Linked DNA regions of Homo sapiens: region 1 is linked to region 2. A link is a loop called in an ENCODE intact Hi-C map of the cell type or tissue named here. Cell type or tissue: heart left ventricle. All regions are shown on one strand. Region 1 overlaps NSD1 (nuclear receptor binding SET domain protein 1). Region 2 has its middle 20 kb from the start of NSD1.

Region 1 (2,500 bases), 84 kb before region 2:
TGCAAATCCACAGAAACAGAAAGTACATTAGTGGTTGCTTAAGGCAAACACGTATGGGTGTGGAAAGATGGAGACAGAGGAAGCTAAAGAGTATGGGGTTCCATGTTAGGGTGATGAATATATTTTCAAATTGACATCTTGGTGAAAACTTCAAGTATGGAGTTGAGTATACAAATCTAAAGCCTGGATAAAGACTATCACTAAGGATATGAATTCAGCTTACTGACGACAATTTAAAACTCAGAGTTAGTAAGACTGTCATTCAAGAAGGATGAAAAAGGGCTATTACAGACTAAATGTTTGTGTCCTCCTGAAATGCATTATTCTGAAGCCTTGACCCCCCCATATGTTGGTGTTTACAGGTGAGGCCTTTGGAGTAAGTAGATTTACTAATTTTATACACTAAATATACTAAGAATACTAAATACTATTACTAGATTAGTAATAGGTCCCTCATGATGGAGGTGACCTCATGATGCAACTAGTCTCCTTAAAAGAAGATGCCACAGTGAGTACTTTCGCTCTCTGCCAAATGACGACACAGCAACAAGGTGGTTATCTACAAGTCAGGAAGACAGCCCTCACTTGGGATCCGAATTGGCTAGCACCTTCATCTTGAAACTTCCCTGTCTCTAGAGTCAAAAATAAATTGGCCAGGCACAGTGGCTCACACCTGTAATCTCAGCACGTTGGGAGGCCAAGGCGGGAGGATCACTTAAGGCCAGGAGTTCAAGACCAGTTCATGCAACATAGGGAGATCTTGTCTCTACAAAAAATATAAAAATTAGCCAAGTGTTGTGGTGCACACCTGTAGTCCCAGCTACTGAGGAGGCTGAGGTGGAAGGAGTGCTGGAGCCCTGGAGCACTGGAGCCTGGGAGATGGAAGTTGCAGTGAGCTGTAATTGTGCCACTGCACTCCAGCCTGAGTGACAGAGCAAGACTCTTTCTCAAAAATAAGACTAATATTAAAATAAAAAATAACAACAAAAAATAAAAATCCTTCTGAATCCTATATACCTATCTGCCTGCAGCATCCTCCCTTCTCTGTCTCTGTCTCCATTGCCTCAAATCAGTCCAATCTAACTTCTACCTCAATGAAACCAACAACAACAAAAAAGGTACTCGTGATCTCCACCTTCTTATCCCTAATGGACATTTTATTTGCTCTCTAGGCAACACTCAGCAAAATTGACCACATCGTCCTTAAACTACAGTGGTCCCAGCTCACGTGAGACTTCACTTTCGATGGTTTCAGTTACCTGTGATACAGTAAAATAAGCTATTGGGGTCGAAGGTAGGGGACAGATTCCCATAACTTTTATTACAGTGTAATTGTTCTGTTTTATTTATTTTTTGAGATGGAGTCTCGCACTCTCGCCCAGGCTGGAGTGCAGTGGCGTCATCTTGGCTCACTGCAAGCTCCGCCTCCCGGGTTCACACCATTCTCCTGCCTCAGCCTGCCAAGTAGCTGGGACTACAGGCGCCCGCCACCCTGCCCAGCTAATGTTTTGTATTTTTAGTAGAGACAGGGTTTCACCTTGTTAGCCAGGATGGTCTCCATCGCCTGACCTTGTGATCCGCCTGCCTCGGCCTCCCGAAGTGCTGGGATTATAGGCGTGAGCCACTGCACCCGCCCTGTTTTATTATTAGTTGTTACTGATCTCTTACAATACCCAATTTATTTTTTATTTACTATTTTTTTTTTTTTAGATGGAGTCTTGCTCCATTGCCCAGGCTGGAGAGCAGTGGTATGATCTCGGCTCATTGCAACTTCCACCTCCCAAGTTTAAGCAATCCTCCTGCCTCAGCCTCCCCAGTAGCTGGGATTACAGGCATCCACCACCACGCCCAGCTAATTTTTTGTGTGTTTTTAGAAGAAACAGGGTTTCACCATGTTGGCCAGGCTGGCTTTCAACTCCTGACCTCAAGTGATCCGCCCGCCTCGGATTCCCAAAGTGCTGGATTGCAGGCGTGAGCCACCACAACCAGCCACAATGCCCAATTTATAAATGATACTTTATAATAGGTATGTATGTACAGGAAAAACATTATATATATGGGATTCAGTACTATCCAGTTTCAGGCATCCACTGAGAATCTTAGAACATATCCCCAGTACATACTACTGTACTCTAGCCACATTCTCCTACTTTTCCTCTTCCACCTGTTTCATCTGATTCTTTTTCATCATTCTTTTTCAGCAAGCTCAGTCTCTTTCATACAGATGTCAAATGATGTCTTCCTCAATGTACCTTTTGTCTCATAGTATCTTTTGTCCCAAAAAATCTCACCCATGCCTTGCCCATGGCTCCAACTAATATGAACAAGAATATGTCCTTTCTGAGTTATAGATGCTCTGGTGTTCTCTCAGTAAATGACGATCTATTCAGCCATCCAGTGATGAAGCTAAAAACGTGGGAGCCATCCTATGATATGGAAACCTGAGAACTGAAAGCCTCAGGACTTCATTCTCCCTCAGTCAACATTATCCAATGCATTA
Region 2 (2,500 bases):
TCTTTTTGTATTTTTAGTAGAGATGGGGTTTCGCCATGTTTGCCAGTCTGGTCTCAAACTCCAGATTTCATGTGATCCGCCCGCCTCAGCCTCTCAAAGTGCTGGGATTGCAGGTGTGAGCCACCTCGCCCAGCACACAAGTTACCATTAATAAATATTTCTTTATTGCTGCATGCAAGAGCTTGTAGTGCTGTCTATTGTGACAAGCACACAGTGTGTACTTCATTACTCTGTACTGAATGCATGCAGAAAGGATGTCCGGCATAGTACACGGCACAGAGGAAGTCCTCCATCAAAGTTAGCTCTCTTCCTCTTTAGAAGCTAGGAGGGCCGGGGAATTCAGTCTTGGGAGCCTTGGCTGGGATGGGGGAGGGAAACTGTGGGAACACCGAGGCGTCGTCCCTCAGACAAGCTCTTCCCCAGCGATAGGAACTATCCCAGCGCCTCACCCACAGTGCAAAAGCTACATAAGTGACCTAAACTTCAGAAGTAGAAAGCAAAAGTGAAAGTCTTTGCCCTTGTCCACTCCCAGGGCAGACCTCTGATCTGTCAGCTCAGCAAAGGCAGCACTGCCCAGTGATGGGGGCGGGAGGCTGAACCAGGACTGATGGCCTAGGACAGGCAGCTGCTGCAGCTGTCCTGGGAGACGCACAGACCAGGGTTCAAAACTTGGTTGGAGGCCGCACGTGGTGGCTCACACCTGTAATCCCAGCACTTTGGGAGGCCGAGGCCAGCGGATCTTTTGAGGCCAGGAGTTCAAGACCAGCCTGGCCAAGATGGCAAAACCCCGTCTCTACTAAAAATACAAAAGTTAGCTGGGCATGGTGGTGCGTGCCTGTAATCTCAGCTACTACTCACTAAGCTGAGGCAGGAGAATTGCATGAACCCCAGAGGCAGAGGTTGCAGTGATCTGAGATTGCACCACTGTGCTCCAGCCTGGGTGACAGAGCAAGACTCTTATCTCACACACAAAAACAAAAACAAAATAACAAAACCTGGTTGGGTGATCTTCGGGGTATGAATTGACTTCTGTGAGTCATCATTTTCACCTATAGGCAGGGGATATGAATGGACTAAAGGAGACTCCTTAGATCTCTCCCTAAATCTCCCTCCATCTCTTAGAGGCATCTAGAAAACATTGGTGTTTGGCTTTTGCTTTGGCTGAAAGGGAGGGAGAAGCAGAGGGCTCATGGTGCACTGTCGCCACCGTGTGACTAGCTGGGGAATTGCATGGGGAAGGTTCTCAGGCCCAGGAAAACGTTATCTGGACTGTGGAGTTTGTTGTTGTTGTTTTTTGAGACAAGGTCTATCTCTGTTGCACAGGCTGGAGTGCAGTGGCGCGATCTCGGCTCCACTGCAACCTCCGCCTCCCGGGTTCAAGCGATTCTCGTGCCTCAGCCTCCCGAGTAGCTGGGACCACAGGCGCCTGGCTATGGAGTGCAATGAAGACTGAGATGGGCCCCTGCTGCCAGCATCCTCTTCCACTGCCTACAGTGCTGTCATCTCTGGGGGAGTGAGCAGCCTACCCCTGGGCTTAGGGTACTGGTGGTGCCTTCTCTGGCTCTAGAACTTTTGTTGACTTCTCAGTGTGGCATTCAAGGCTCCTCACAGCTGGCGCCCTGAACACCTGCTCTGTACTTGGAACTCAGAGTGACTTAGCCCAGACCTTCCCCAAGCCATTCTCCCTACTTTATCCTCCCTTCTTGGTCCTCCTGGAGCTCCTTTTGTTTTCTCCCTGACTGAAATGAAGCGCATTTCCCCGGTGAGCATGTTCAGTTCCCGAGATAGTATTCATGGAAAAAGCAACCATTGATGAGTGCCTGCTGTGTGCCCGGTGCTGTGCTGGAGCCTTGTGGGGATTCATTCTACCTACTCTTCACAAACCTCACTGGGCCAATTACTACGATTGTCCCCGTTTTGCAGAAGAGTACAATGAGGCAGGGAAAGGTAAAGCTGTCCACCCAAAGTCATGTAGTCACTGGATGTGACAGAGTCCTGCCTGTAACTGTTAGGCTGCCTAGTATGGTGGGGAGGGCAGACAGACCCAGGTTCAAATCCCCTCCCTACTGCTCTCAGCTTATTTCCCAGCTGTGAGGCTAAGCTTCCTCCTCTGTAGAATGGGAGGGCAGCTCCCACAGGCCATAGGGGCTGGCTCAGAGAGGCAGGCAGCATGTGGGTGCCTAACACGAGGGTATAAGAGGTATGCATGTGGGGTGGGGCTATCAGAGGAGGCAGCCAGGGCCGGTGTGGAGCACACCAGGGTACGCTAGAGTCCCCTCAGGGAGGTCAGGCAGAGGAATTAGGCTGGCACCTTGCAGGGCTGCCCCTGTCTAGCCCAGAAAGACTGGAGACAGGACTGGGAGCCCCAGCTCAGGACCCAGCCAGCAGGAAGTGGGGGGCTCAAGGATCCAAGCCCCCACCATCTCTCTCCTATGCAGCCCCCACCTGTTGCCCCCAAACCCACTTTTGCCTTGTCAGTGCCTTTTGCACTTGGCAACCT

What was found. A loop is a pair of places that touch in the nucleus more often than their neighbours do. Peaks named below come from ENCODE experiments on the same cell type or tissue, not always from the same donor. Only the 100,000 strongest peaks of a DNase experiment are listed, where the experiment ranks them.
Region 1: a loop joins it to region 2, with 2.1 times the contacts of the local background. A loop is called at or near these places in 14 of 110 quality-filtered maps.

Annotation. Positions count from the first base shown.
Region 1 is chr5:177,196,477-177,198,976 of GRCh38, reverse strand. The region is part of intron 3 of NSD1 (nuclear receptor binding SET domain protein 1); the gene reads right to left. Among named protein-coding and RNA genes, the nearest start is that of NSD1, 64 kb to the right of the region's middle. In heart left ventricle, no CTCF peak of the experiment used is centred here; no DNase peak of the experiment used is centred here.
Region 2 is chr5:177,112,769-177,115,268 of GRCh38, reverse strand. No RefSeq gene overlaps it. Among named protein-coding and RNA genes, the nearest start is that of NSD1, 20 kb to the left of the region's middle. In heart left ventricle, a CTCF peak has its summit at 1,215; DNase peaks (open chromatin) are centred at 1,208 and 1,451; H3K4me3 peaks cover 719 bases; H3K27ac peaks cover 612 bases.